Linked DNA regions of Mus musculus: all the other regions are linked to region 2. A link is a loop called in an ENCODE intact Hi-C map of the cell type or tissue named here. Cell type or tissue: left cerebral cortex. All regions are shown on one strand. Region 1 holds the start of Stx6 (syntaxin 6). Region 2 holds the start of Ier5 (immediate early response 5). Region 3 overlaps Gm41980 (a long non-coding RNA gene). Region 4 overlaps Xpr1 (xenotropic and polytropic retrovirus receptor 1).

Region 1 (8,000 bases), 59 kb after region 2:
TTGGTTGTTTTCAAGCAGGTCAGCAAGAGTGGGAGTGTGGGAGGCACTGGTTATTTACTGGGCATTGTTCCTGAGCTATTGTTTCTCACCTAAGACCATGGCCCTGCTGAATGGGGGTGGGGGTGGGGCACAAAAACACAGAAAACAAAGAAATAACTTCCTCTGTTTCTCACATTTAGCTAAAACTTCCCTTTCCTTGGGTAGTGGGGGCCAAGTTCTGGTTTGAAAGAGGATGAAGGAAGGTGACATATTAAAGAAAAGGATACCCCATTCCTACATGCTCCCTGAATCTGCCACAATTGCCACTGTTGTCTCTTTCAGATCCTAATTATTAGGCTTCCTTAGGCATGTGTGCTCTATCCTCTGTTCCTAGCTCTTAGATCTTTGTGACTCAGTTAATAAATCCATTAAGCTGGAAAATGAGGGTCCATGTCAGCCCTTGAGATGGTCATGACATTTACACAGTATCCAGACCCTTGGGAGCTTACAGTCTAGTGGGAAAGACCAAAATACAAGAAGCTAAGAAATACAAACGCTACATCAGTCATCTCTGGACCTCTGGAGTCTCTTTCCTTTAAAAAAAAAATAACAATTTTTATTAGCATATATTAGGCATACTTTGTTTGATTGTGGCATCTTCATATATGCAAAGAATGTGTTTTGATCATATTCTTCTCTCTCCCACTAGCCTCTTTTGTCCCCTATTTCCATTGTCTGCCTCATTTTCCCAAAGAGTAGGAATTTCTTCCTTGGGATGCAACCAACTCACTGACAGCTCCAAATGCTGCAAGACTTCTCCCTGGCCCTCTTCTTCCTCTTTTTTTTACCAACTTCTCCTCATCAGGAAACAACAATGTCTACCTCTGTGTTCTCCAGAGCTTTTATCAAATGCACCCTCCCTCCATGCCTTCATTACAACAAGCCTGGCTTCTTATCTTTTCATCCATCTTCTGCACTGTGACTTTCTAGCCACTTCGACACCTGTCTCAAAGCCTGTGTCTTAGTTGCTTTTCTATTGCTGTGAAGAGACACCACGATCAAGGCAACCTATAAAAGGATGCCTTTAATTTGGGGCCCACAGTTCCAGAGGATAGTCCATGATCATGGTGGGGAGCAGCAGGCATCTTAACATGGTGCTGGAGTAGTAAGTGAGAACTTGCATGTTGACACAACAACCATGAAGGGGAGAGGGGAAGGGAGGGCGGGAGAGAGAGAGAGAGAGAGCGAGAGCGCACATTAATTGGGAATGGCTTGGACTTTTGAAACTTTAAAGTCCACATGCCTCCTCCAACAAGGCTATACCTCTTAATCCTTCCCAAAGAGTTGCATCAACTGGAGAACAGGCATTCAAACATATGATCATAGCTGGGCCATTCTTATTCAGTCTGGCCCAGCTATTTCTCTGAGTTCCTAGGCTTATAGGACAGAACACAGAGTATTCAACGTTCCCAACCGCCTAGCCTTGCCCACCTGCAGCCTTAGCCTGCTAAGGCAGGCTTGAGAGACAAGGAAAGTGAATGGAACATTCAAGAAGACTCTCCTTGCTCTGGGCTCTAATTTACCTTTCCTGCTGACAGAATCAAGGAATTGTAATACAAATGATAAAGAGAAATTGACTACAGAGATAAAAAAAATCTCAAGGTTGATGTGAAAAACAGTAAATGAACTAGTCTATTAATTTTAATCTTGTTAATTTAAATTTTACACGTGTGTGTGTGTGTATACTTGTGCATACATATAGCACAATGTGTATGTGGTCGTCAGAGGACATTTTGCGGGAATCAGTTCTCTCCCTTCCATTGTGTGGATTCTAGGGATTGAACTTAGACTTCAGGCTTGGTGGTAAACACCTTTACTCACTAATTCATCTCACTGACTTCCGTGAACTATTCTTACATAGGACCAGAATGTTTGTAATCCTGAATTTTTACCATATTGGCAGGCATCTCTCATCTTTAAATCTAAGATTTGATGTGTGTGTGTGTGTGCGTGCGCGCACACATGCATGAATGTAGTGAAGGCCAGAAAAGGGAGTTAGATTCTTTGGAGCTGGATTTAACTGGCGGTTGTGAGCTGTCCAACATAGGTACTGAAATCTGAACTCCTATTCTTAGTACCAGCAGTAAATGCTCTTAACCACTGAGCCATCTCTCTAGATCCTTCATCTCTAATCTAAATAATGCACGTCATAAAAGCACATTACAACTTCATTTACTACAAAAAAAGTCCTTTTAAAAGGCTAACAAATTCATACACCTACTTAACTTTTAAACCTTAATTTAGATTTTGCATAATCTTTAAACCCTGTACTTTACATCCGTAGAGAAGTTCAAACTTCTAAAAGCTGCAAAATCATTCACATAGACATCTAAGTGACTTTCCGTGGAAGAGCCCACACTCATGTCTTGAGGTTGTGCCTGCCCCTTTCCTATACAACTCACTCTCTATATACTTAGTAAATGTGCTAACTTGACTTCACCATAGTTTATCCTGAAAATTTGTGGTATAGGCAAGATTGTGGCCATGCACCAGTGGAGGTCTGTAACACCCAAAGGAATGACTGGTAGCCACAGTGTTGGGCTGTATCTCCCTGCTGCTACTGACCCCTCTACCCCAGCTCTCTTTTCTGGCCTGAGAGGCTGCCCTGCTTGTCTACATCACTGATCCTTCCTGCCTTTAGCCACTGTTTAGGAGCCTCCCAGCCCAGCCCCACACACCCACAAAATACGCTGGTATCTCAGCTCTGCTATCTAGGCTGTGCATTTCTCCAGTTACCTGTGCCCTCTCATTATCTGGAATTGAATACTCCTCTCCACAGGCCTGGGAGCTCCTTGGGGACAAGAGTATTCATCTCGGAGTCCTTAGTGCCCTGAGCAGAGTAAAGAAGCTCAGGTGTGCTGGATTTTGCCAATACTTTGTACACTGTAGGAGAAAGATGTTACTATGGTATCCATCCAGAGACAGGACAGTCAACAATTAAGAACCTGGCTTGACACGGCTTCTGGGACTAGCAGAGCTGAGGTTTGACCTTCAAGGATCAGGCTCATCTGCTCTTCCACTTACATGCCATTGTCAATGAACATTTTATCTCTGAATTTCAGTAGGTAGGTAGCCAAAGCCTGCAACTCTCCCGGCAGCTCCCCTTCCCGACACCTGCCACCCACCGCTCCTTCAGGAGTTCAGAGAAGCCTGGCGTCTTTGACTTTTGCTTCTCACTTCTCTTCTCCTCCCTTCCTCTATCATGTCCTCTTGCTGTCCTCTAAACAACAGCTTCCTTCAGGGGTCCCTGACGGCATTGGGGCCTCAGAGTTCACATAACATTCCTCCTACTCCACCCCTACACATCCTGGCTGTCCTAGAACTAGCTCATTAGACCAGACTGGCCTCAGACTCATAGAGATCCATCTGCCTCTGCCCCTTGAGTGCGGGTCTTAATGGTGTGTGCCACCACCACCTTACATCTTAAAGATGAGGAATTGAATGGGGGACTTCAGGTTCAAAGGGAATTTGTTTGATGCAAGCTCCAAGGAGACTAAAGAATTTGGCTAAGTCACGTAACCTCTCGGAGTCCAAGCTCATTCATAAAATGAAGATGATAAATAATAGGAATGTGACAGTGAGATAACTTAGAATCCTGTCCAATGCTCAGTCACTGCTCAGTGATTATCAATAATCAAAGGTCACAGTTCTCATCCAAGAAGTTACGCACAGTGTGTCTAATTGTGCCATATAAAATGCTCTGGATGTTCTGCAATCGTAGTTGAAAGGAAGTGATCCCGTCTGGCTCCTTCTTTGCTTTCAGAATGAAGTACAAATGTCCGGGATCTGTGGATCTGTGTGTCTGGGGTTGTGTGACCCTGTACAGGAAAGAATGAAGTCTCTAACAAATTAGAAACAGTAGGATCGTCCTCCAAAAGAGTATTGATTGAGGATGTTTATACAGCCTTTACACACTGCATGACCTAAGACCTTACCATAATCAGATCTTTTGAGAATCCTTTAGTGCAAGACGATGATTAGATGGGCATGTAAATCACAGGGAGTTAAAAGCAAGTATTAAAAGTAGAGAAAAGGTAAAAGGTCTATGCAAATCAGACACAGCAACAGCTTTCTTAAAATCCTCATTGCCTTCTCCAGGCAGCAGAAGACCGCCCCCACTATCCAGAGCCCCGCCTCTCGGGCCTAGTGACGCAAGCTAGGCTCCGCCCCTCTCCGGCGCAGGGCCTGGGCGATCTGGGTCACGTGAGCCTGAGTGCGGAAGTGAGGCTGCGGTACGCGTCCATGATTGGTAGTGGCGAAGGTTCTGGGGGCGGGGCCAGACGCCGGAGGTGCCGGGGGAGGAGGCTGCCGTGGGGGCCGGCTTGGAGTGGGATTCGACCCGCGGCGCTGACCGACTGCTGGACCGACGGCCGACGGGCACCCGGGTCTGCGCGCACTGCTGCTCCGGGTCGCCCCGGCCGAGGCGCTGGCCACGGTAGACCTCAGGGAGGGCTCGGGCTGCCGGGCCGGGCGCCATGTCCATGGAGGACCCCTTCTTTGTAGTGAAGGGGTGAGTGTGGGCCGAGGACTCCCGCCTCAGAGAGAGGGGAGGGAAATCGAGGCAGGGCGACACAGCCTCTGTGCTCGGACACCGCGCGTCGTTTGGGGCCGGGCCCCTGGGGTCCCACTATCGGCCCGCACCGCCACTTCCTCGGGGTCGCGCGCCGCAGGTGGGGAGCGACGCGCCGGAGCCGGCCGACAGCATCTGGGCAGGAAAAGGGAAATGGCCCTCTTGGAGTGGGCGTGCGCGGGGGCGAGCTCCATTGTGGAGTCGTGGAGCTAGCTCGGGACGGCCACCCCGCGGCTTGCCCGGTAGTGTCCAGCGGGTGCGGGAGCCGGTGCGGGAGGACGCGCGCTTTCCCGGGGGAGGAAAAGTCCTCCAGGCCGGGTGCTGATGTTGGAAGGAAAACAATATGCAATCAGCCAAACCAAACTTTCCGAGGGTTTCTTGTGAGCCACCGGGGTTTTCCCACCGTGTCGAAGGAAATGAGTGTTTCTATTGAACTCCTTGGTTTCATCCTGGGTGTTTGACAGGTTTCCCTCACTTCACGTTCTGCCTTTTTAGAAGCCTACTGCCCTCGTTTTGCGACAGAACTGTCCTGACTCCATCTTTGTTTATCTGTTGGGAGATGAAAACATCAATTGCACTTTGTTGTATCAACTTTGTAGCCATTACACAAAAGCAAGAAAGCGCAATTATGATGTCGCAACTTATTTCTAATAATGTGTCAGTTTTATGCTTTGAATGTCAGAGAAATGTCAAAAATCTGAGAACTGCGAAGTTAAGACAGAGTAAGTTCTACTGACTGCAAAGTGTTCTTTGCTTTTAACTAGTTGCTACTTGCATCTTACTTGTATAGTGGTAAAAGCTGACCAGTTGTGTGGGTGTTTGTTTTTGTATTTAAGAGTCCTGGGAAACTTAAAATGAGATACTTTACTATCCTTGGTGTGTACAGTCAATGCACAATCAAATATATTATGACTGCTTTTTTTTTTTTTTTTGGCTTTTTGAGACAGAGTTTCTCTGTGTAACTCCCTTGAACTCACTGAGATCTGCCTGCCTCTGCTTCCTGAGTGCTGGGATTAAAGGCCAGCTTGGCTAAGATTGTCTCTACGTTTCCTTAAAAGGGTTTTTCTTTTGCCTTGCTTTAATTTAGTCGGGGAATAGGAAGGTATATATTTAACAGTAAAATCTGCCTACCTGGAAATTGTGTTCTATATTATGGAATTGATTAAGATTTTAGTTGGTTTTGTTTTTAAATTTAGAGTTAGAGTTGTATACTTTTCCCTTGAATGGAAGGGTTTTCTTGGGTTTTTGTCTTATTTTGTGGAGTGGTAAGTGAATGTTGTGGCATGCATGTGGAAATCAGAGGACAACTTGCAGGAACTTCTCCTCTTTCACTGCGTGGGTCTCAGGGATCTAACTCAAGTCTCAGGCTTGGCCGCAGGCACCTTTGTCTGCTGAGCCATCTCACCAGCCCCAGAACTGAAGTTTTTGACATTCAGGTTGCAAAGGTTATCTCTGGCAGTGAGTAGATAGCAGAGGTAACCAGCGGATTTCTCTGTTCGCCTTTGAGGGAAACATGGAAAGTTCTTTATTGCTCAGCCATATTGGTATTTACCCCTGCAAGTCTACTAGCACTTACTTTACTTGCTGACTAGGTATTACTACTCTATTAGGACACTGTCCTCGGTCACTTGTTGCAGGAGAAAAGACAAGCCAGCCACATCAGTGTCTCAGGATGTGTGATAGCATATCCATGAACATCATTTTATTAACAGGATTGAGGGCCACTGAGATATCTTGGTAGATAAGGGCTCATGCAGCCAAGCCTGATGACCTGAATTTGATCCCCAGAACCCACCTGCAGGAATTTACACACACACACACATACACACACACACACACACACACACACACACACACACACACACTCTCTCTCTCTCTCTCTCTCTCTCTCTCTCTCTCTCTCCAAAGTTTCAAAAACAAGATTATTGAAAATGCATCACAGGGTAGAAAAAGTAAAGATGCCTCAAATATGACTCTGAAACAAGGTGCTTCTAGAGTAATCAGCGGAATAAATCACATCAGAATTAAGTAGACATGACAGGTGATCGGTAAGTGTAGCAGTGTTTCCTAGAGATGATGAGCATCTCAGGTGTTCAGAGAAAAGGCAGTGCCTTAGGAATTGTTATGGTGGGAAAAGCTATTGGAACAGGGATGTTTTGAAGGTAGCAGAATTCAGACAACTTAGACCTCTTTCTCCTGTCTAGGGATTTAGAAAAGAGACATGCTTCCTGCTTCCATTTTATTTCTTCTATCTTTTTTTTTTTTTTTTTTTTGGTTTGTTTTTGTTTTTCGAGACAGGGTTTCTCTGTGTAGCCCTGGCTGTCCTGGAACTCACTCTGTAGACCAGGCTGTCCTCGAACTCAGAAATCCGCCTGCCTCTGCCTCCTGAGTGCTGGGATTAAAGGTGTGCACCACCACTGCCCGGCTCTTCTGTCTTTTGATGTGTTTGCTTAAAACTACTCAGTGGAAGCGGGAGGTGGTGACACAGGTCTTTAATCCCATCACTCCAGAGGCAGAGGTAGGCAGATCTCTTGAATTTGAAGCCAGCCTGGTCTACAAAATGCTCCAGGACAGCCAGAACTACATGGAGAAACTGTCTCAAAACAAACAAACTAACCAAACATGCAAAAACCAAAACCAAAAAACCAAACAAACAAAAAACTGAACCAACCAACCAATTTCTGTTGAGCAGAAATATAAAGCAAATTCCACTTTCTTCTCTTTTTGTTCTTACTTTTTTGTTTTTTTGGTGGCCAAGTCTCTTGTATTCCAATCCAGCCTTGATCTTCTGAGCGTGCCTCTGCCCTTTGATTGCTAGAATTATGAGCATGCATCATTTTACATTTTCTACTACTTACATTAAAAAAGAAGTAAAAATAATTTAACATCTGTTAGTAGATTTGAAAATATTATTACTGCTGTGGGTTTTGCTGTTTGTCTGTTTTGTTTTTGAGCTAGGGTCTTGTTGTGTAGAACTTGCTGGCTTGGTATATGCAGTGTAGTGCAGGGTAGCCTTAAACTTGGTATTCATTCCTCAGCCTCCTGAGTGTTGACATTATAGGCATGCACTTGGCTTCAACATGCAATTAAACATTATTTGTATAAAGTTTTCAAAATTTGTTATTTTAAACTTCTATCTCATTTCAATTTGGATGTTAAAACTTTGAATATATTGTCCTATATTTAGAATTCATTAAACTTACAATCCAAAAGATATATTCAGAATCTGGGGTGATAGGGTACATTTGTAATACCAGCACCTGGGAGTCAGCGGCAGAATGAACAGATGTTCAGAAGCTAGCTAGCCTCATAATGAATTTGAGGTTAGCCTGAGCTACTTGAGATCCTACCTCAAACAAGAGGAAGAGGAAGAGGAGGAGGAGGAGGAAGA
Region 2 (8,000 bases):
GGTTGGTGTGAGATAGACACGGCGACCAACTCTACTGGTAGAGCAGAGCTTCATGCCTGCAAGTGTGTCCAGAGAAACAGAGACTTAAAAACTCATATTTGCTGACAGGATTGTTTAAAAATAGAAACCTCCTTCTTCTTCCCTACAAATGCACACAATTCTTTTTGCCACAGCATCTGATTTACACACACACACCTCACTTCTATAGCAACAATAACAGTTGAGGTACTTGTTTGGGGCCTGAGAAAAGGTCTGTATGTAGGCAGGTTTGGCTTCAAACTGGGGAACCTCCTGCTTCACCTTCCGGAATGCTGGGGACTACCTGCAGGCGGTACCTTGCTGCCCTTAGGAAGTACTTTCTAAGACCATTAACTCAGTAATTTTCACAACTCGATGAGGTAAGTACAGCTATCCTAATTTTACACTTGAAAACAACCACAACAACGAAGAAGCAGAGTTGAAGCAACATGAAGTCCTCAGAGCAAAGAGTCAGGACTAAGGCAGGAAAATGCAGGCAAATCTGGCTTCAGAGCTCATGCTATTGTAACATTCAGTCCATGCTACACAAAGAAGTAAAACCTTTTTCCAATTTACTTCTCGAAATTAAGCAGACACATGGTCCCATGGTTCCTTTTGGCAGGCAACTGAGGATGCAGAGGGGCCTTAGTCACATCTAAAACAAACATACAGCTCTCTTCACACCAAATGTGACCCCCTTCAAATATAAAGCACACCGAGACAGGTCTTCAAGCATAACTGTGTTCTAGTAACTAACAGGAAATGGTTTCAGAATGAAGGCCCTGGACACCTTCAGTTTAAGATCCACTTAATGGATCTTTAGTAGTTATAATAGAGCTTAAGTAGCTAATTTCTGAAAGAAAACAAGACAATTGAGTAACAATCTGATTAAAGCATGTTTTATTCTATGTATTATTATTCTATGTATTATGTACATGATTATGGTGATGGAGTAGAAAAGTAACAGCTCCCTTGCTTAAAAAACCAGCCATATCTTACAGAAAGAGCAAAGCAATGGCCTAGTCAACTAATATAGTTCATATAATTAGAGCTTAAGCTATGGCCAAAGAGCATATTTCATATGCTCCTTTTGTCTAAAGGCTATATAGCCCTTTCCCTCTTTCCTCATTTCTGTTTCTTAAGCATTCTTCTTAGAAACTGGTGGCATCTTTTCAAGTACTAGCAATTATATTTAAAACTTAAGTGTCTAATTGGTTTGCTCCTAAGAGAGTACCTCTTAAGTACTGAACATTTTGCCTTAGACAAAACGGTCTCTTTAAATTGCCTTGGCTGTCATCTGTTTAGCATGACCAAAACCACTTATGTCATCATGTAGGTGACAAGAGCAAATCAGGAAGTTCTGCTACATGAGAATTAAATTTAGCCAACCTCCCTCGGTCTCCTTCCTTCTCTGGTTTGATACACATAATTTCACTTTCAGAGCTTTTTACTTTCTACAACTAAAGTCAAATGTCAACCTTGACATATATTGGGCCACAGTGATGGATCTAAACATTTAGACAAGTCGGTTTCATCGGTTTCTTCATGTTTGGTCCTAGTAAGACCTCTGAAGCTGCTATCTAACCCCCACCCACCCCAATTCAAATCTAAAAATTGATCTACCATCTATACATTACCAGACCTATTTTGGAAACAAAGTTTTGGTGGAAATATTTGATATTGGAAAGGCTGCAAAATTTGGCTTTTAATATTATTTAATATTAGAGATTCCCATCAGATCAAACTATAGAAAACCAAACTGGTCTGTCATGACTGAAGAGAAAATTGTAGTGGCAAGTCTCAAACTGACAGTCATTGATACCAGTATCCATGGATGGGGATGTTCGTGAAAACAAAAAACCAAAACCAAACCCTTAAACGTGTCTTTCTTGCTACTTATTCAAGTCAGCCAACACTGTCCCTCGCCTGTGAATGGCTGATATTAAGAACCACACCTTCCATTTCCCAGCCTGGTTGCCCCTCCCCGCCACCTTGTTGGAAACCCAGACAAGTGATTACATACATACAAACAGGCAGTGGAGTTGCTTCAAAATATTTAATACGTGTTAGACACGTAAAGTTACATTTTTATACAAAAATCAATACAGAGAAGGAGAAAATACTGTACAAAAACCTTATCAGCTCCCCCAACCTTTATACAACAAAGACTGGAGTCACCTTATCTACAAAGCCATAAGGTCCTTCCACTTAGAGCTCGTCTGTAAACTTTGTTTCATTAAACACTTTTTAAAAGCACTGTGTAGTAAGTTCTGAGCTAGAGCTTTTAAAAAATATATCTTTTCTCTATAAACTCCGTATTTCCAAGCTTGAACTCTTCTGTGAAGTTCAGCAAGCTTTTTTTCCCCTGTGGGGAATTGAAGGTCCCTTAATGTTCTGCTTTCCCAGAGTAATCACAGGGTAGAAGCGCTTCTTCTGTGCCAGAGAAAGGATGGGGAGGGAGAAAAATAATACAAGTCTCTACTCCAGACGAACTCCCTCTAGTCTGAGGAAATCCTGTGAGAAAACGCCACTCCGCGCCCCGGTGCGGTCGTAGCTTTCATGAGAGAGAGGTGTGTGTAAAGTCCCTCTCTCCCCCAAGATCGAACGGGGAACTCCCCTTCCTCGAGCCTTTCTGCAGCTTCCTTTTCTGTGCTGCTGGCAGAGGAAAGTCCCTGTCTGCACCCCCAAAGTCTCAAGCCCCGGGGAAGGGGTGGTGCATTCCAGAATCACAGAACAGTCTCAACACAAGACAAACTTACACACGGACACACACAGATACAAAAGTTAACGATCGATCGTCCTCTTCCAATAAGCCTCCAACTCTAGGTCTCAGGATGAGACTCGAGAGCCACGGCCCAGCCGGGCTGCCCCTTCTGGGGCGATGTGCTGCCCGGCAGCAACCAGTCTCCCCTACGCGCCCAGCGCCTACGGTCTCGGCTCGTCCTCGCGGCCGGGAGAGGCCCCGGCCGCACTTCGGGGACTCCCGCTGCTCAAGCTCCAGCCACTCGGGTCCCGGGGGCTCAGAAGGCCACGATGGCTGTGCTCCAGGGGCTCATGTCTCTCAGCACCGGCTTGTCGCAGCAGATCTGCCCCGGCTCGGCGGCTTCCGGGCCGCCCTCCTCCGCCTCCTCTTCCTCTCGGCCGCCTGCGGGGCTTTTCCGTAGGAGTCCCGAGAAGCTAGACCCGAAGATGCTGATGAGGTTTGCCACGTTCCCGGTCTCCATCTCCTCGTCGGTGTCGTCCTCGCCGGTGACTGGCTGCTCCTCCGAGTTCCGGCGCGGCTTCTTGAGAGGGGTAGAGCCGGGTGCCGAGCAGCTCGCGCGGCCGCCACCCACTCCCGCTGCGCCACGCTTCCTGGGACACGGGGCGGGTGGCGCGGGGGACCCGTCCTCGGAGGACCGCTCCTCCACGGCCGGGGGACAGCCGCACGGGCGGCGCACTGCCCGGGGCCCCTCGGGGCACGCGTCCGAGCCACCTCCTGAAGACGCCGCGCGCGGACGCTCCACGCGGCCCCAAGCAGCTGCCGCCGAGTCCTCCTCTCCGCCCCGGAGAGCTTCCCCCGATCCGGCCACCGCGGCCACCGGTTCTGAGCTTCCCGCTCCGGGCGTGTGGCACACGGAGGGACGCTGAGGCTGAGGCTGCGGCTGAGGCTCGGGCTCCGGCCAGGCGGCACGGGCGACCGGCGGGGGCGGCTCTCCCCAGCCGGAGGGTGGCCCGGCTACAGGCTCTCCAGGCTGCTGAGGCGGCGGCACCGCCGGGGTCCCCGCAGGGCCAGCCAGGTAGAGGCCAGGGCAGGGGTCACTCAGGTAGACTTGGCGGGCGCTGCGCAGCACCAACGACACCAAGAGGTTCTTGTGCAGCTTGATGCCGCCGCGCTGGACCCGCGAGTTGTAGATCTTGCCCAGGGAGATGCTGACGATGCGGTGAGCCTCCAGCTTGAACTCCATCCTGCCTTCGCTTCCAGACGATAGGGTGAACGCCTGCTTGCCTTCTGAAGCTGCGAGAGGAGCTGTAGGCGGGATCAGGTCTTCCTCTGTGGTTGTACCCTCGGCGTCTGAAAGCTCGGTGGAGAAAAGACCTGGTGACGCGTAGTCCCCCTCCGCCGCTTCCCTTCAGACAACAGAACCGTTCTGAGCCGGACTCTAAACTGAGCGCTGCGGGGCCACACTGCACCTTATATATGCTCCTCGAACGCCAATCACAAAGCGCCGCTAACCGTTCTGGGCGGGCAGATGTGCCTCGTGCTCCGCCCCCGACCAATCAGAGGCAGAGGAGGGGCCCCAGGGCCTGTTCAAACGTTAGTCCCGCGGAGCAAGCTCTTAAAGGGGGAGATTGCAGGCAGCCCATTGATCATGTGCGGTGGGATTTGTGTTCAGAGGCGTTGATAGAGGAGAACGAGGCCCACAGAACTGTATGTAGTAAGGGATTCCGCTTTGTGATGTACCTTAGCACACTGACTGGAACTTTCATTCGTTTAGTGTGCTGGAATCTACTGCACAATAAAATTCAGTTCCTTTCATACACAATTTCCAGCTGCTCATAGCTGTTTCAGCTGTAATTTCTGGTCATTCTTGGCAGAAATGGAAGCGATGACAATATATGACAACTAGCACGATATATTTGAGATATTATGTTGGAGTTAGCCCCTTTCCCATTAGCGTTATACTCAGCATTTAACTACAAACAAAAGGGAACGTTCTAGAAATACCCAAGCTTCTGCCTTATGAAGGAACAGAATTCAGGTACAACGTTGTTTGTTCTCACCTAAAGCTGGCATCTTTCATTTCGTTCCCCAGATTCTCAGTTATCACATATTTTAAATGGAAGATGTTACCTATTTCTCCACAATGGTTTTCTTTGTTTGTCTGTTTGTTTAATACCCCCCCCCCACACACACACACAATAAGTAACTGATCTATTTTGGGGGAAATCTAGTAAGTTCTAAAAATACAAATAAGTTCTGGTTTCCCATGTTGATTATGTAAATTGTTTTTTGTCAAGTATGGGGGGAGGGTTCCTAAAATTTTTCTGGTCAGTCAATGTAGTCCCATCCACTGAGTCTTGCAAATCCCTGTCAGAAGGACCATGACAAGATTGTACTGGTGCCTGATGGCTCTGTAAATTGCCTTATGGCCCTGAAGTTTCAAATATAAAATGAAGAAATCACAGATACACCTTCTTTATTACACAGAAGATAAATGGCAACTCTCAGAGTCAATCTAAATAATAAAGTTAACCACAGCTTACACGGTGTCTATGTGAAAGGTTTGCCTGACCCTACAATAGGTTTGGCCATTTACATGGAAGAAATACTAGTGAGAGGTAGGCTTGATTAAGAGCCAGTTCACAACCAGGATGCCTTCAGATCTGATGGTTTGGGGGATGCTAACTTTGGCCACTATTACTGCTACAACTGAAGCCCAGAGTCCCTCCCTTCTAGGAATTCTCAGCCCACATAGAGAAGGAGAGAAAATAATTATAACATGTAGCAACAGCAACATATGTTCAGTAATAGCATGAGGTTCTTCTCCGTTTTCTCTCTTGGAAAATCTTTTTTATTTTATTTTATTTTTTGACAAATATTTATTGGGTATTGAAATCCAAGACCACATCTAGATCCTGACCACTCACCCTTAAAGCAACAGAGTTGTCCCTACTTCATCTTCAGGTTTCCTAAGAAGAGCAGACCAGTGAGGCTCTGATGGGGCCCAGTGCATTACAAGTGAGAGTGTATCAGGTAATGCTGCATCTCACAGACAGATTTATCGATGCCGCGTAGTAAGTAGCACTTGAACGAGTGTACAGACATATCCCATGTTCCTGTCTAACACAGCTCGCTTAAATTTACAGGCCAACTGACGATCCGTCTGGGGTGGAGTCAGTGAGCTGTCTGATAGCCATGGGCAGGTTCAGGACCTGGTCCTTTCAAAGCTTTGTTTGTTTCATCAGCGCTTCTTTTTAAAATATTTATTTATTTACTTACTTGCCTGCTTATTTATTTATTTATTTATTTATTTATTTATTTATTTATTTATAGAGAGGGTTTTTTTCGTTCTGTCCTGTAGTCCTGTTCTGGAACTAGCTCTGTAGACCAAGCTAGACTTGAACTCAGAGATCTGCCTGCCGCTGCCTCCCCAGTGCTGGGACTAAAGTTGTGCATCACTATTCCCACTGAGCATTCTGATTTTATTAAAACAAAAACAAAGAACATCAGTTCTATTCCTACCCAAATTTTCTGATAAACCTGGAAATGGTAGGGTTTTCAGATAGTCCTAATAAGGCTCCGAAGCATCTTGGAAGGGCCAAGGCCTCAGGCCTTACCAGACTTCCACTGGGAAAAGTGTGAGAACTTTTAAGTCACTGTAAACAGATGTTTGCAAGCACAGGCTACTGGAGTGGGAGTCCCAGCTCCACTTCTTCCTTGCTGAAGAGCACTTTGGAAAAGTGTTTTGCCTCTCTGTCATTCCGTCTTTTTTTTTTTCATTTGATTACAGAGATAATAGTAGTGCCTACCTCTTAGAGCACTGTGAGAAAAGGATGCTTATTGCACACTTAACACTCTTAGCACAGCAGTGAGCACACGTACACTATCAGTACACATTAGTTATTTGAACCTACTACCTTACATTTGAATTTGGAGTAACAGAAGGGTCTGGAGACTCTTTAGGTAGCATTGATGAAAGTTTGAATAAGGAAAGTGGATTTGAAGAGTTGCCGAAAGCCCTAAGGTATAACAAACTCTTAAGCACCAAAGCAGGGGTGGGGGTGGGCTGGCGGTAGGGTGGAGAACAGAGAGCATCTCATTTGCCAGGTTTCCAAGGTGATGATAGCGAAGCATGGATGCTTCAGTGAGGAGATGGGGCCACGGGGACTTACTAAAGATTTTCCAGTAATAAGGGAACCTCAGGATGGATTCCAGAACAATCGGTACACAGGTGATCATTCAACTGTAAAGCGTCTGTGTATCCTTAGGCAAAGAATTCCTGAGAAGACCTGAGCTAGATGGAACTAGAAAGAGTGAAAAAGATAGACAGATAGATAGATAGATAGATAGACAGACAGACAGACAGACAGACAGACAGACAGACAGACAGACAGACAGACAGACAGACAGATAGATAGATAGATAGATAGATAGATAGATAGATAGATAGATAGATAGATAGATAGATAGATAGAAGAGATAGAAGGGACAGGGCTATGGAGATGTCTCAGTGAGTGAAGTGTTTGTTGCATAGGCGGGAGGGTCAGAGTTTGGATGCCCAGGACCTACACATAAAGCCAAGCCTGGTGGTGCTGAGAAGCAGAGACAGTTGCCTTCCAGAGGCTCCACTGGCTAGCCGTCTAGCCAAAGGCAAGCTTCCAGCTCAGTGAGAAACCCCATCTCAGAAAAGAAAGCAGAGCTCCAGCCTGAAGAGGGGAGAAGCTCATGAGCCCCACGCTGAGCTGAGGAACGTTTGGCAAGTGAAGGCTGTTCAAGGAGGAAGGGTCTTTACTCTGTCCCACAGTAGGTTGCTCATGCTCCAGTGGCTGACCCTACACCTGTGCAATGTGGGCAGCACGAACTGAACTCAGTGGATTGAAGAAGAGGAGGAGGATAAATGATAAAGCTAGGAGAAAGATGTAGAAGGAAGAGTTGAAAGGGGTCATAGGGGCTACATGTGATCTAAATACGCTATATTAATGTATGAAATTACTAAAGGAAAGAAAAAGAAATCAATTAAGTGGAGCACAATTTACTTTGGTCTCCATAGGAGCATGCACAGGTACATGCACACTTACACGTGTACACACACACACACACACACACACACAAATGTAAGAGACAAAAACAATTCCAGCACTGAAGTGCTGATCTGGGGTGCTGCCCATGTGCACAGGTTGCTGGTGGTGCCTGAGAAGGCTTTCTGACCTATCTGAGTGGAGTAATCCCACCATCAACCACTGTATACTGCATACCCTTCATGCTGCCCTCATCGCTT
Region 3 (8,000 bases), 73 kb before region 2:
ATGAAATACCCATGATGCAGAAGAATCTTTAGAACTGATCAAGGAAGAAACAGAAATCATGACTTCAAGAACCTCAGCAGGTACCAGCTGTCGGCATCCGGAACATCCTCTAGGCCTCTCCCGTTGTCTTCCCTTTGACTCTGGCCACACCCTGTGGAATCATAGAAGGGGCCATTGGAATTCTTGTGTTACTTTACCATACACAGGTAGAAACAGCTTGTCATTTGAAGAGACCTCCTCCTAGACATTCCTCTCCAGCATGCTGTTCCAATCAGAGCCACAAAAGACATGATCCCAGCAGAGGACAAGGCTATAGGGCTAACTATCCAGAGCTCTGTTCTTCACTGGTTAGGGTGTAGAAGACTGGGACCTGAGGGCCAGAGAGCTGGGATTGCAGTAGTATAGAGCAGAAATTATGCCATTAGAGCCCCTGGACTCAGGCTCCTCATCTTCCTTAATGTTGTCACTATAGGAAACCATGCTAACCCCACCTCGACTGATTTTGTCAGACTCCTATGGATACTTGAATCAACAAACATTTTATGAGTTCTGTTAAATATACATTAATCAGTAAATACTCATGCAATCAGTTCACCAAGACTAAAGAAATGCAAACAGAAATGAGGCTGGGGTACCCACGGCCGTGCTAACTGTGCTCTGTCATAGAGTCTCAGGCCTTGTTGGTCTGTCATCTTCACACTTCATTGGAAATCCATTAAAACAACTGCCGGGCCATTAGCCCTGACTCCAGTCAGAGCCTCCCTTGGGCGCTGTTCTGTGGCTGGAGCCCCTTTATTAATACTTAGTGTAATTGCTTCCGAAGCGGATAATTGTGGAGATGCTGCTTAAATCCGGAAGGGGAGCTGCATCTTATGTTTAATATGTAGGCACCTCATCCTCAGGCGAGACAGCTTATCAAACGCTTGAATTTTTAAAACGGGGAGGATCAATCGATCTACAAAAGCTGTGGCATCTGAGACAAGTCAAAAATGATTTGATTTACACAATTTCCATCTACTACTAACATCTTTTCCATGTTATGACTCAAGCATAGATGTCACATAGAATTTGAAAAACAAAATGCAATTCTAATTAGAACCCTCGTGACTACAGACCACGGAGCTGAAAGTCCATATTCATAAACGGAGTGGCCACAAGTCACGTTCTAAGACTTTGAAATTTCAAGCCTAAGAACCTATGGTAGGACTGTGACCTGCTGGGACACACAAAGCAAACAGATGACACAAAAGAGATACTAATTAAAGATAAGAGAACACTAAAATCAGACTGAAATTCAGACCACTGCAAGCCCAAGTTCCTTACAAGGATTACTACAAAGGGGAGACTCCTCTCCCTGCACATCTTAGCCCAACACAGGGCTGTTAGAGAGGCTGGAGTTATTAAAGGCTTTGCCCCTTAGCAGTGGCTTCTATTGCTCTGAACTTGGAAGAAATCATGTTATAGTGAAACCACCCTCTAAAGTCAGGAGCAGCACCATCTAGATGCTCAGTCAAGTGGTCATTTGTTTTTATTGCTACAAACTGGATTTTGCAAATGGCTTAGTCCTTGGGGTTGTTTTTAGAGCAAATTGAAGGTCACCCCTCCTTGCTCACAATCACTTCCTTGCACTGTTTTTGTAAAGCAGAGAGGGCATACAGGTGACATGCAGAGAACAGCTCAGGAACCATCACGCAGGCATCTGTCCCAGTTGTGAGCATCAATTGTCTAAGCAGGAAGAAAAAACCACTTAGCACAGTAGTCCCCAGGAGTCGGTGGATATCAAAGGTGGAGGGGGTGAGGGGGAACCCTGAAGGGGATCACATCTGTGCTACTCAATAATAAACTACCATCTGCTGGGACCGTCCTCTCAGAGAAGAACAGAAACAGTGACAGCAACTATGTCCAGAGAGCCATCACATTGGTCCCTCAAAAGGACAGCCACTAATCTTATGCTGAATTTACACGTAAAGAGTGTTCTTTCTATTTCTCTTATCTTGCTGCAGACTGGTGGAACTGTCCCTCATGGACCTACATTTACCAGTGCAATCACAAGAACCAACTTTGTAAATGCTGCCCTTCACCTTCACTGCCCAGTGCAACAGCCACAAGACCCACTCAGCCAGTGGGCACACATAGTGTGGCCAGGCCAACAGAGACAGAGATGTTGAATTTACAATGCTAGAGGTAAGAACTTCAGGACCAGGGCTGGGCTATAACTCAGTTGTTAGAATGCTTGTCTAGAAAACACAAAACCCTGGATTCAATTCCAGCACCATAAATCAGGCATGTGGTACACATCTGTAAGGCAAGCAACTAGGAATTAAAGGCAGGAGATCAGTAGTTTAAGGTCAGTCTTGGCTACATGACCCAGGACACACAAAACCCATCTCAAAAAAAAAAGCCAGGTATAGTGGGGTATAGTGGTTCACGCCTTTAATCCCAGCAGAGTTAGGGTTAGAGACAGAGGTAGGACAGATAGATAATCTGTGAGTCTGAGGTCAGCTTGGTCTACAAAGCAAGTTTCAGGACAGCCAGGACTGTTATAAAGAGAAACCTTGTCTTGGAAAATATCAAAATGAAGAGGAGGAGGAGGAGGGAGGGAGGAGGTGGGAGGAGGAGGAAGAAGAAGAGGAAGGAGAAGGAGAAGGAGAAGGAGAAGGAGAAGGAGAAGGAGAAGGAGAAGGAGAAGGAGAAGGAGAAGGAGAAGGAGAAGGAGAAGGAGAAGGAGAAGGAGAAGGAGAAGGAGAAGGAGAAGGAGAAGGAGAAGGAGAAGGAGAAGGAGAAGGAGAAGGAGAAGGAGAAGGAGAAGAAGAAGAAGAAGAAAGAAAGAAAGAAAGAAAGAAAGAAAGAAAGAAAGAAAGAAAACAGTACCAGAAGAAGATATATGTTTCTTTTTCATATTAGCTATTGATTAATGTTGAAATAATAATTTTTTGGGCAACTTGTGTCAAGTAGAATACAGCACTAACAGTAACTAGTTTATGTGGTTTGAGAATCTTGTTACTAAGTGGCTGTTACATTTCTCTTGGCAGTGCTCCTCAGATGATCAGCATCAGAGAATAGATTTGGGTTCTATAAGCTTATATGTTATTCATTTGGCACTTGAATACCAACTAAATGGGGCCCAGTGTATGTTTCCATGCGGGGCTAAGAGTTCAGACTATGCCTGAATGTTTGCCTTCACTGTTCATCTGGTAGACTTGACATTCATTGTGGCCACTAGAGGGCAGTGGCGTATATAAAATGTGTTTTCATCCATTGTGGGCCTCTGGTCCCATGCAGAGATTCTCCTGAGCTGTCACCATCTAATTATTAAAGTCCAATCTTTTCCTTTCCCACTTATGTGCCATATGCCTGGGGAGAGAAAGACCACGGGGACAGAGTGCAGCCAGAGCTGGCCTGTAAACTGTGAGGCTCAGAGGCAGGTCATGCTGTGAAAGAAAGTGGATGTTCAAAAGCAAAAGTACAAAGCCCCAGGCTGTGGAATCAGGTTTGCCGTCCTGGCTCTGCTACTAACAAGATGCAGGGCCTGAAGCAAATCCCTTGGCCTCTGTTTCCTCCCCACCTCCACCCCCGCCCCCTCCTAGACTGAGGAGGAGGAACAAGGTGAACTTTAACAGTGACAGACATCAGTATTCTGCAGTTTCAAGAGCAAACCCCTAAGGCCCTGTTATAATAGGTTTGATGGTCTTCTAAATGAGTTCTAATTACAGGACTTCCAGGCACCGTAGTATTTACTGTAAGTTGATGATCCAAAGGCCCCTCCAAACACTTAGCAGCAATAGATAAAATCGAAAAAGTTTAAAGTTTAGAATCCAAAGCTGAGATGGTTCCGTTAGTAAAGTCTAAATGAGTACTTGTTAGGAACTGAGTCCAGTTAGGAAGTCTGCCTTGCAAGCAGGGCATCTGGGTTTGGATCTCCACCACTCACCTAAAAAAACGATGGGCACGGCCTTAGGGGTCTAATCTCAGCGCTGGGCTCGGGAGGAGAGAGGCAGCGCCCTAAAGCTCACTGCTAGTTGTCCCAGCTGAATCAGTGAGCTCTAGGTTCAGTGAAAGAGCCTGTCTCAAAAGAAGGTAGAAAGCCATGTAGCAAGACACGTGACATCATCTGTTCTACCCACAAATACATACACACATACACACTATACACACTCTCACACATACACATACTTATGCACACACATATACACACTCACACACATATACACATTCACAAACACACACATACACATGCATACACACTGGCGCATACATTTACACATACACACACACACACACTGTGGGAAGGATAATATGCCAAGTAGTGATAGATGTTATGAAAAAAATATAGGGCTGGAGACATGGGTCAGCGATTAAGAGCACTGACTGACTTCCAGAGGTCCTCAGTTCAATTCTCAGCAACCACATGGCAGCTTACAACCATTTGTAATGAGATCTGATGCCCTCTTCTGGTGTGTCTGAAAACAGCAATAGTATACTCACATACATAAAATAAATAAGTCTTTTTTAAAAAAAGAAAAAATATTCAGGATCCTTAGAGATATAAAGGAATAGCTAATAATTATTGATTTTTTAAAAAGATGTAAGTTATGAAACCGTGCACAGCCTAAATAAAACAAAAAGTTATTTAAAAGGAAAAGTACAAAGGAAAGGTCATTACAAGTGTGAACTGCTTCTGTGTATTTCCTCCCTGCCAGACAGCTGTGGGCACCTGGACTGGACCCTCGTTCCTGTTCCCTGAATGAAACGAAATGAGAATGTGTGCATTAAAATACATAAATCGAGTAGCATTATGTAAACCCCAGCGAATTGTGGGGAACAAAGAACACTAATGAGTGGCAGTGATGAAGAAATCACCCAGAGCAAAGAAAAGCAGTTCAATATCAAAGCACAGACTTGCTAAGCCAGGGAGGCGCCGCCCACGGAGGCGGAGCCAGAAGTACTGAGGATGCATCTGTATGACTTGATCATCCATCTGAGGTGACAGGCAGTGTGGTGGGCGTGCACAACTGCAAGACCTGCAGGCAGGTCTCCAGAGATCAGCCAAGAAGAGCAGCCACCCACTCCTCCCACTTCCTCCCTCTCAGGTAGCCTGTGCGGCCAATGAGACTCGTGTACACACACACACACACACACACACACACACACACACACACACACACACACACACACACACTACAAGTATAGAGGAAAGACATCCGTACTCTCTCCCTGATTCCATGGACCCCTTTGGAAGATTATTAACTCTAAGTGAGGTCATGAGGAGACTGGAGTCTGGAAGGATTAACCTTCCGAAGAGAAACCAGAGTTTCCTCTGTCTTTTGAAGATACGAGCAGAAAGCTGCTGTCTGCAAGCCAGGAAATGAGCAAGCCCTCATTAGAACCAGACCGTGCTGGTACCCTGAACACAACCTCCAACCTGGGGAGAGAAAATCTGGAGTAGGTGGCTAAAGTCACTCAGCTTTCCCGTATGCTAGCTTAACAGTCCGAGCTACACACTCGAACCATAGCCTGAATCTGTTCTAGAGATAAGAACAGGTGTGTGTGTGGAATTGTCCCAACCCTAGAGAACAGGGACAAGGGTCCAGTCCAGGTGTCCACAGCTGTCTGACAAGGAGGAAGTAGACAATTTTGTAACTAAGAAGCTGTTCACATCGGTAATGACCTTTCCCCCTGCTAAGCCCTTCCCTGAAGCCTGGACTGGCCTTGCCACATTTTCAGGACATCAGGAACACCTGCTCCATTGTTAATAGCACCATTTACGGGAACATGGACTTGGACTTGAGATTGCCAAGCTTGGCTGTACCCTGCAATCTTCCAGGGTGCTTTCAAATACGCTCTCCCCCTCAGACTCTGTTCAATTGGTCTTGGTTGTTGCCTGGGCACGAGGGTTATTTATAACTCCCTAGGTGGTGCTCCTTTTAATCACAGTTGGGAAATACTGGCCTAGAAGTTGGTAAGACAAAGAAAACCTTTTTCACTGCCCAATGGGCTTGGGATCTTGGACAGGGACTCAAAGGCCCAATAGACAACCAGGGACATACCTTGGTGAACCTCAGAAGCCGCTACTGGGACAGCTGTGGGACTACTTCCTCTTTCCCTGGAGGAAAAACATAGCTCTCTCTACAATCAGGAAACAGGAAGCACGGGGTGCCTGTCAGCAGAACCAGCAATCCCCCTGCATGGAAACTTGGGCTTCCCCTGCCACTGACAACTGGAAAGACCAGCAGCTGGTCTTCCCGGCTCACCTGCATGTGGGAATGACCTAGAGAAAGCCTGCTCTTAGACCCTACTCCCTCGGACTTAGAAAGCCCTCCCCCCACGGCTGGTCCCTCCTGCCCCTCCTTCTCAGCCCCCTAACGCCTAACTCTTCCTGCCCACCCACACCTAGCCGCATCTTTACTGGATGCCCCCACGTTTCGGCCAGAGTTCCTGCAGTTCCCCACAAGCCACCTTTGCCCCTCGGCCTTCCTGATCCCCGGCAGGCAGTTCGGTGTCCCAGCTACGGAGGCTTGCTCCGCTCCGGCTGCTATGAATGCTAACACCTGAGTCTGCGCCCCCTCGCCACAGGAAGATAGAATTGTCTCCCTGTGCCGCCATGTGTTGGCTGAATCATCTTCCTGTGTTCGTGACTCCCAGTGGCTCGTTATGTAAAGCCCAGCCTCCTCAGCAGAAGCTTCGGGGCTCCTGTAGCCTTATCTCACCCCTTCTCCCAATTGCTGTGGCCCCAGAGCTGGGCTTTCTGCCCCTCAGGAGGTATGAACTCACAAGCTTGCTCCCCTATAGCAATTAGCTTCATACTTAAGAAGTGACCCCAACCTATTTCTTACCGTTGCCTCTGTGTCCCTTCCTGTGCTTCTTTTCACGTCCTCCAGTAGCACCGCCACCCACACATCTAAGCCCTCAGAGCTCCTGGAGAGTGTGGGGAAGCGGCCTTGTGTCTTTGCTCTTCCCTCTCCATTCCATCCTGGGATCCTAATAAGAAGCAGAAACCCCAGAGCGACTTTATTGGTTGTCACTGTGCAGGTACATAGCAGGTGCCAACCCTGCTTCCTGGGCAACCCAAGTGCCTAAGGCTCTGGGTGATGGAGTAGGCAGACAGCTGTGACCCCAGGGGTAAATGACAATTACCAGGGATGCAGAGACAGCAGGAAGAAACCTGACTTGTGCTGGACACCAGCCTCAGTTGCAGCTTCCAACACACTTGCTCTCCCATCATGGGTCGAGAGCCCTGTCTTTGGTTGAGCTGGCCCAACGGCCAGCATGGGCTGACACTGCAGGCCCCTGCCACATTGCCTTGCCTTCTTTTCTGTGGCAGTGAGAAGACAGCCTGGAAAAACCAACTTGGGAGAGTTTATTTGAGCTCACAGTTCAAGGTGCAGTCCGACAAGGCAGGGACGTGAGGGCAGCTAGAGCTTGAAGCAGCTGGGCACATTAAAATCAGGATGGCAAGGGAATAACAACTATTTGTACACAGCTGATTCTCCTTCTCATACAGTCCAGGATCCCAGGCCAACCCCAGATGTGACACACAGTGGGTGATGGGACACCCAGTGGGTGGATCTACCCACCTCAATTAACTCGTTGGAAAAAATGCCCCACAGGCATGTCCAGGGGCCAGACTCCCTGCTGATTCTTATCTCAGTTTTGAGAATTGAAATTATCCATCCTTCACAGAGACTGTGCTGATATCACACAGCGGCCGAATCCAACTCCATTGAGAAAGTGGCTTTCAGGAGACCTGAGGCCACACTCCTGGCACACAGGTAAGTCTCTTCTACCCTATTTCTATCCCTGCTTTACGGCAGAGCAGAGCACAACGTGATCGTCTCGATCCACCAGAAAAGGCTATATAGCTTAAAGTGCCGGGAAGCCCTCTGGGTTTCACACCTTCCATTACAGAAGACTGTCCAGTGCTCCCAGTCAATGCCAGCCTCCACCCACTCCTGCCTAAAAGCCCTAGATCCCTAGCACAGGGTGTGGGGAGTCCTGCTCAG
Region 4 (8,000 bases), 180 kb after region 2:
TGGGAAGGGATGCAGCCAGAGCATCTGAATACACGTTGGAGCGTCTGCCATGTAAGCCGCACAGCTTGTAAACTTACGTCTGAGTGGTCAACAGGACAGATATCAGAAAAGGAATATACTCCATCACTTACTGTTTATGAAAGAAATAATACTGATTAGGGCCTGGGATCCTGGCAGGGGGAGAAAGACCAAACTGGCTCTGTGTTACCTGACATAAAGACATCAGAGAGCTGGAACATCAGGAGTCAACTGTGAGGAGTGTGTGCCGCCACTCAGCTCACTACCAGAGAAAGAAGCTGACAATTCACAGGGCTCTGGATACACAGTACCACTGATTTTATTTGTACAAGAAATGACTGGTCACTGAACTTTTCTATATATTCCTAATCGTTACTGCTGTTACCTCAGAAACCAGTGAAATCTATCCCCAGCTTTAAAGTACAAAATAGTAAGGGAAAAAAATCTAAATAAAAATAATGCAACCTTTAATCTGCCAGGGTCTCTAAATTGTTACCACTGATTATTATAAAGTATACAATTTATTTATAGTTTTGTTTTTACTTTAAATAAACATTTGCTCTTTAGTTTTGGGGCAAGGGACATGCTTGGCAAAACACAAAAAGCAACAGAACCTACAACATTGAGTGAGCTTTTTTGGGGTGGGGGATGGGGGCAAGGTGTTGTTAAAAATCTCAATCGAGAAAGGAGGAAAAAAATGGAACTTTGTCAGAATAAAAATGGAAGAAACTTTGTAAACGGAAGCTGGTGAGTTAATCAGTAGGATTTTAGCAGTGCTGTAACTTTAGTGAGTAAGGGTTTGATATGCAGGAGGAGCTAATGACAAGCACGAGCTAAGGGGCAGTAGCCAAGTTTTAAAACAATGTAAGTGTTACTGCTGTTTCCCTAGTCACCGGTTTCTTAGTCTAAAGTTCATCTGACAAGGGCACACGTTCATGGCCCTCCTACGTGGGACTTTTATCTAGATCTGAAGGGTGGGGCCATTTATTTACCTTTTCCTGGTATTTATATTAATTTTACTGAATAATGGCTGTTTCTCTACCCTGACCCATGCTGGAGAGAAAATCAAGGGTCTCAAGAATGCTGGGCAGTCACTACTACCAACGATCTAGATTCCCAGTGACAAGCTGATGAGTACCAGATATGAAACCAACCATTTTCAAGACAGTCAAGCGCTGTATGTTTTTAGGCTTCTCTAGAGAATTTATGAAGAAAGGGGGTGAGATAGAGAATAAAGTAGGTATTTATATCCTGAATTTTCTAAGAAATATAATTTAAAAAGTACAACCAGGTTTAGAAGCCCCGAATTTAAAAGCAGGCCATGGTAGGGGTGTCGTAAAATTCAACATCACCTTTTAATACAGCTGGGTTTAAAAATAGCCACCAAGATCTTTTGTGTCGATGAATATAAAGGATTTGTTCTAGATGCTCAGAAATACAGTCCCCACAAAAGACTTTTAATTTGATCAAATTCTGGCTGAAGAAGGTGAGACCAGAAGGGGAAATGTCTAATAAAGTGTGAGGGGCCTGAAACAGGCCTGTCTTTCCACTGGTAAAGATTACAATTCTACATGCAGAAGCACGTGGCAAACCGTCATTTTTGTGACTGGTATTTGGGTGACTGTATCCTGCACCTGTTCCTAGAGAAACAACAGTCAGAGCCTTTTCTCTGGATTTCCACCACTGGGATGCAAGGGGGATGCCTGCCTGGTCATGACAGTGATGCTTGGGACTCTAGAGCAGCAACTTAAAATTTAGCAATAAAACTTTGGTTTAAAGTTAAAACAAATGAGGGGAAAAAAATCAACTAGTTGTTTCCTGAAAGAGGTGTGTGGGGTTGACCCTCCGCAGTGCCAGTGAGCCTTAGTTCCTCCTGCCTCCCTTCACAGGAGTAGCATTCATTTATGGTTAAGTTTCATAAATAATGAGAAACTGTATGTAACGAATACAGCATATTCCCCACCCACCCGAAGCCCTCCCCAGATGAGAAAAGTCACATCGAATTAAAAGTAGCTTTGTGGAGGAGGTGCTGCTCCAAGCTGCACTTTCCCTGCAAGTGCTGCCAGTGTCTCTGCACTGGCTATGAAGGAAGGGAAAAACTCTCCATAGAAACTGACAGAAAATTTAAAAACCGGTGTCCGGTTTCAGACAGTCAAAACCGGCCGGCGAAGCTGAGCTCTCTGGGCTGTGCATCAGACGTTCCTTCCAAAGCTTCTCTTCATCCTGATGGGCTTCTGTATCCTTGTGATTGTAAACAATCCGTAAGATAGTAGGTGTTTGTTCCTTAAAACATCTTCTGATTGGCAAAATGAAGTATTTGTTTTAAAAATAGAAAATGAAGATTAAACCAGAAGAAAAGAAAAGAAACACAGTGAGCTTGCTCGGAGTCCATAGGACCCGATCTGAAGAGCCCGGGAACGTGTTCTGTTTTCTCCTGTTCTCAGCTGGAAAAAGGTGCTGGAGGTTGCGTTGGTCGAGGAAAGGATTGTAGAGTAGAAAACCAAGGATGTTACTCTAGACTTCAGCGAATTCAAGTGTTAGCTTCGTCATCTGTGTCTTCTATCAATACCTTAGTGTCGCGAGCCTTGGATCTAGCGTGATCAGAGGAAATGAACATGTATGATCAGTCCCATGCAGTGCTGCTGGGTCCACTCTTCCCACTAGCAAGCACGCACACTACCCAGGAGCTATGTACTGCAAGTGGAGAGGTAGGAACAGCAGTAGGCTGAATTAAAGACGGAGCAGTACCCGGAAACAAGGATCTGAGTTTGAGCACTGGTACAGTGATAGCCAGGAGCCTCGGTCAAACTGTTAGCGCTGCTGATTTAGGAGGCTGTGCAGAGATTCTTGTACCGAATAAAAATGGGACTGGGTAACCCGACACTCGTTAGCCTCAACAGTGAAGGCAGTGTTTCTGACAGGAGATCTGTTACTCCCACTTGACAGATGGGGAGGCTGACATTCAGGAGGCTAAGGCTGTGCTAAGGCTGTATGAATCTATGACGTCAGAGCTGAGACTCAGGTCTCACCTTAGATTCCCTGCACTCTTTGTACCTTAAGCCTGTTCTTCTAACTGCCTTCCTCTGGCTGCCATCTAGTTTCCCAGCGTTTCCCTGTAAACCCCTGAAATGAACAGACTAGCACCAAGAGCCTCCCTCTTGATCAGAAACCATGTTTAGACTGCCCTCTGCTGGTAGCTATGAGACCTTCACGGTGAGGAGCTCTGGTCTGTCAGCCTTTTCTCCAGGCCTTGAGGCTAGCCACCTCCTCAGCACCCTCTTACCCACAGCGCTCCTGCACCCCAGGTTGCCGTGCCTCCCTGGACAGAGTGCAGCTGAGTCAGTGCTCTTCCCGCTCATTTCCCACTGTGACTTCTGCTACTTTCCTCTGCCCTAAGACTCACTCTCCTCTTTTCTGCTTTTTCCTTCTCTACTTTCTTTCCAGAAAATTCCCACTCTCTAGCTAAAGCTTTGGTAGGCCTGGGCTTCTGTACTCACCGGACTGTAGCCCCTTCTGCTCATCTCCTCTATGCTCCTGTACCCGACTTTACAACCCGATCCAGGCCTTTACTGTCCCGATTTCCCTTTCCTACTGCACTGTGCAGTGACACAGTCTCCTTTCCTGTCACTCCTCTTTGGAAGAACATGTTTTGTTTTGTTCTTTTTCTTTCCCTACAAGATGAAGCCTGCAGTTTTTAGTCTTTGGCTATTTGTTTGTTTTTGAGATAGGATCTAGTGTAAACCAGGCTGGCCTGGGCTTGCTGTGTAGCTATGATCCTCCTGCTTCCACTGTCAAAATGCTGGGCTTACAGGTGTGGGTCAGTTCAGATGAGCCCATCCAATTACATTTTCTCACTACTGTCTGAGCACATGTGTTTCCTTCCTACTCTCCATTTCCACAGGCACAGTCTTTACCTTGTCCAAGCACTCCCTTACCTTCAGAAAAATGTCCAACTTACGTTTTTCATCGTAACCTACTCTGCTGTCTCTCTCTCTATTCTCTCAACACCGAGTGCAGTCACCATATGCTTTATGTTTACTGTTAGCTTTGGGACACAAAGTCAGTGGCAGGTAAGAATCCTAGTTATGGACTTCATAAGGTAGCTTCAGCTTGCTCAAGTCTTTCTGTGATGATGCTGGGTAAATTTCACAAATAATGAATTGATTCTTTAAAATTTTTTTTTTTTGATTTTTTGAGACAGGGTTTCTCTGTGTAGTCCTGGCTGTCCTGGACTCACTCTGTAGACCAGATTGAACTCTGGCCTTGAACTCAGAAATCTGTCTGCCTTTGCCTTCCAAGAGCTGGGATTAAAGGCGTGTGCCTCCACTGCCCAGCAAATTGATTCTTCTTAATCTCTCTTTGAACTATACACATCCCAGTGTACAGAAGAGTGCTAACAGGAATTAAAGACAAGGTTACACAAATGATAGGATTTCTAAACGAACTCGAAGGTTATCTGCACACACATGTCATGCTCAAGAATCAGGTAAGTCATTTCCCAGCACACTTTTCCTGTGGTCCTTTACATCCCTACTCAGTAGGTGATAGACACCCTGGCGTGTCTCATGTGCTCCTGAAGATATACTACAAGTCTGACCTCATGGGTTGGTTTGTTACTACTGTCTGAAGAGGAAGCATGGCTGAATGCCAGCAACTTCACCTGGTCCAGTCTAGTAGCTTTTTAGCTAATGTTACCCGCTGCTAGCCACACAGGAGTGCTCTACTCTACGTACTGGGAAGCCAGGCGGGGCCTACGCAGGGATATGCTCTGATTGTACTTCCACGACCGGTTCTTCTGGCGGTTTCGAACCCCATCCTCCTGGTCCATCATCTGCTCAAGTAGTGTCTGGTCATCCGCGTTGAGGGGGGCCACAGAGATGTCCCGCACGGCTCGGAATTCACCACAGTTATTTAGATGCTCGTTCTCCAGACGGAAGAAGTTCCACACAAATCGCCTAAACAAAATGGGGTAAAGACATTCATGTTAAGATCTGAATATATTACTACTGGTAAACCTCCAGGAGGCTCAAGTTCCTGCTCACTAAGGAGAAAACAAAACAAAACAATTATAGGCAAGACTATTAAAATCAAAGAGACAGCTAGAGCCATGATAGTTCAGTCAGGAAAGCATCTGCCTAATAAGTGTGAGGACCTGAGTCTAGATACCACATGTAAGAAGCCAGGCACAGTGGGCACTTTGTGATCCCAACAGTGGCAAGATGGGAACAGACATGCAGGTCCCTAGAGCTAGCCCAGTCTACCCGGTGAAGTTCCAGGCCAATGAGAGGCTGTCTCAAATAGAGGAGGAAGGTATCTGAGGAATGACAGTTGACTTTGCTCCCTGATGCACATCCGCACAATAAATAAAATGAAAGAGAAAGATGGTGTGAGGACTGGGAGGTGGGGGAGGAAACAAGAGTTGATTTTGGAATATAATTTTTCTTTATCCAGTAAGTTTATTAATTTGTTGAGTGCTTATTAAAAATGAGGAAGTGGCACTGAATGACGCAGGTGGGTCTCAGCCTCTATCCCGGCAGTGGGGAAGTAAGTAAATAATCAGCTGTTAGGTGCCCCGCAGACCGAACGCAAAGAAAAGCAACCCAGAGTCCCCGTCTTAAGAATGCTTAGGGAAACTGATTTTGACAGGCAGCATCCAACAAAAGTGTGAGTGATACTGGAGGCAAGTCACAGGAGACTCCTAGAGATACATGTCTTAGGTAGGGGGGACGAGGAGGAAAAAGGCTGACCAAGAAAACACTGTTGGTGCACTGGAATGGAAGCCACGGTTAAAACAGCAGAAGTAAGATGGAGAGGGAGAGGAGGTCCGGCCATACACACAGGGCCCCATAAACCACCAGAAAGAGCCCACAGCTCACACTGAGCGTCTGAGACCAACAAGATTTGTTCTACATGGATTACTCTACCGTGGAAAAGCAACTGGAACAGGGAAAAAAGCCTAGAGGGAGGCCGGTTAGAAAACTTGGTAGAGCAGGAGTCCAGGAAAGCGATGGTGACCTGAAGCTGAGACTAGAGATCCACAGGAAGATGAAGCTGACAGAACCTGTCAAGTGGTCTGAGTGAAGGTGACATCATTACAAGGACCAAAGAAGCAGATCCGTCCTGTCAGGCTACAGCTACCTACTCACTAGATAGCCCTGTGGAGGGCTCAGCAGGCAGAGGGCACAGTGCGCTGGAGATCAAGGCAGAGTTAGGGCTTTAGGAATATGATTAAAAGAGACGAGAGTGCCGAGCAACATCCCAACACATGCAGACAGGAAGAGGAAGGAGAATCAGTAACAGAGTTGAGAAGCTGGAGAGAACAGAGAACATGGTTCTGAGAAGCTGAGTGAAGCCAGTGCTTTGCTGAGAGATAAAAGATAAACACAGAGAACCAAAGGCAAGCGTTACCAGAACAGCATAATCCAGGGGCTTCAGCTCCAGAAGACTGACTAGATTCACATAATGGCGCCACCACTTATTAGCTATAAAGATGACGGATAAGTTTCTCTGCCTATGCTTCTGTGTTACCGGGAAATTGGATAACACTGGAATTTCACCCTGGCGGTGAAGAGTGAAGAGCAGTGACAGAGCTATACCTGTACCACAGAGTATTTGGTCTGTAATTCTATTATAGATAATTTAAAGAATGGGTTAGTTTGACAGTTGGCGAGATGGCTCAGCAGGTAGAGGTGCTGAGTAGACGGAAACAAGCCAAGGTTGGTCCTAGATCCCAGAAGGTAGCAGGAGAGAACTAAGTACTGAGGCTTCTACTCTGATCTCCACTCACTCACACATGCACACACATAGACACATGAACCACTTTCAGGGCTAGGAACACAGACGTGAGTTGAGAGGAAGAATGGGGAGAAGTGAGAGCAGAGACAGCTAAGGGTGCAGAGTGGATTTGGTTATTAGACCTACATACTTGGGGAAATGAAGACGGGAGACCTGTTAGACAGTCTAGAAAAACGAATGACATCAACAAATGAGCACACACTTTCCAGAGTCCTCTTCTGTGTTTAAGGTTAGCTTTGCTTCCAATCCTATCTCATTTTCAGGCCATGTTTGTCCTGAAACATGGGAATACTAGACACCTCTCTAAAACTATCCTTAGATGCTCGCATTTGTGCACGCCAGTTTCATGGTGAAGGCTTCATGAGAGAGAGGCCTTCGCTTTCCCCAGCACACCCACAACATAACTCGAATGATTTTGTTAGCCTCACAGTTACTGTTGAGGAGTTACCTGTCAGTCCAACCGATACGTATTTCTCTCAGGCTACGTAAAAACTTAAATATAGGTCAGTGAGATGGCTCCGCAGGTGTGTGCTCCCGAGTGGGAGGATCTGAGTGTAGTCACTGGGACTCACATGAAGGAGAGAACCAATTTCCACAAGCTGTCCTCTGACTTCTACATGGGCATGATGATACACATGCATCCACACACATATGCATAAGATAGTTATAAATATGCAATTAAAAAGAAGTATATCACATACACCTTAAAGATTGCATGTAGTATATAGCTTGATTAATATATAAAAACACATAGTTTCATCCTAAAACATGAAAATACATTACTACACTGCATGCTACCTCTAGGGCTCTCTACCAACTTCTAGAGGGTGTATTTGTAGTTCTGTGATCTACCTGTAACTGAGTCTGTATACCAGATGTGGTAGGAGTCAGGATCTTTTTCTTCCATACAGATAGTCAGCTGCCTCATGTTTAATGTTCTCTCTTCACTGTTATGCAGCTTCTTCTGTCTCTGGATGCCCCATCCTATTCCAGTGCACTGCTTGTCTAACCTCTATGGACATGGTGCACTGCCTTGTTCTTTCTATAAGACCAGTCTGCAGCTCAGAACATTACTCTAAACTATGTACTTTTCAGGACAGTCTTGCTATCCTTTGTGTTTCTCTATAGATTACAGAACTGCCAAGCATGGTTGGCATATACCTGTAATTCCAGCACTTGGGAGGAAG

Evidence for each region. Hi-C counts contacts between places; a loop is a spot of excess contacts. Peaks named below come from ENCODE experiments on the same cell type or tissue, not always from the same donor. Only the 100,000 strongest peaks of a DNase experiment are listed, where the experiment ranks them.
Region 1: it touches region 2 in a loop (2.3-fold over the local background); 16 of 42 quality-filtered maps call a loop at or near these places.
Region 3: it touches region 2 in a loop (3.0-fold over the local background); 3 of 42 quality-filtered maps call a loop at or near these places.
Region 4: it touches region 2 in a loop (6-fold over the local background); 2 of 42 quality-filtered maps call a loop at or near these places.

The regions. Positions count from the first base shown.
Region 1 is chr1:155,154,379-155,162,378 of GRCm38, forward strand. Stx6 (syntaxin 6) reads left to right here and starts at 4,325. Exons shown (of 8, transcript NM_021433.3): 1 at 4,325-4,549. The coding sequence starts at 4,515. In left cerebral cortex, no CTCF peak of the experiment used is centred here; DNase peaks (open chromatin) are centred at 4,246 and 4,815; H3K4me3 peaks cover 1,679 bases; H3K27ac peaks cover 1,132 bases.
Region 2 is chr1:155,095,466-155,103,465 of GRCm38, forward strand. Ier5 (immediate early response 5) reads right to left here and starts at 4,171. Exons shown (of 1, transcript NM_010500.2): 1 at 902-4,171. The coding sequence starts at 3,965. The coding sequence ends at 3,039. In left cerebral cortex, a CTCF peak has its summit at 4,105; DNase peaks (open chromatin) are centred at 1,345, 1,971, 2,679, 3,292 and 1 more place; H3K4me3 peaks cover 3,932 bases; H3K27ac peaks cover 3,362 bases.
Region 3 is chr1:155,022,771-155,030,770 of GRCm38, forward strand. Gm41980 (a long non-coding RNA gene) reads right to left here. Exons shown (of 6, transcript XR_001779499.2): 3 at 6,834-6,978; 4 at 6,048-6,103; 5 at 3,932-4,062; 6 at 1-151. Among named protein-coding and RNA genes, the nearest start is that of Gm41977, 5.6 kb to the left of the region's middle. In left cerebral cortex, CTCF peaks have their summits at 3,210 (motif pointing right), 4,493 (motif pointing left) and 6,561; DNase peaks (open chromatin) are centred at 3,227, 3,981, 4,958, 5,406 and 4 more places; H3K27ac peaks cover 4,247 bases.
Region 4 is chr1:155,278,462-155,286,461 of GRCm38, forward strand. It overlaps Xpr1 (xenotropic and polytropic retrovirus receptor 1), which reads right to left. Exons shown (of 15, transcript NM_011273.2): 14 at 4,752-4,973; 15 at 1-2,609. The coding sequence ends at 2,549. Among named protein-coding and RNA genes, the nearest start is that of BC034090, 38 kb to the left of the region's middle. In left cerebral cortex, a CTCF peak has its summit at 3,219 (motif pointing left); DNase peaks (open chromatin) are centred at 1,722, 2,087, 2,483 and 3,096; H3K27ac peaks cover 2,987 bases.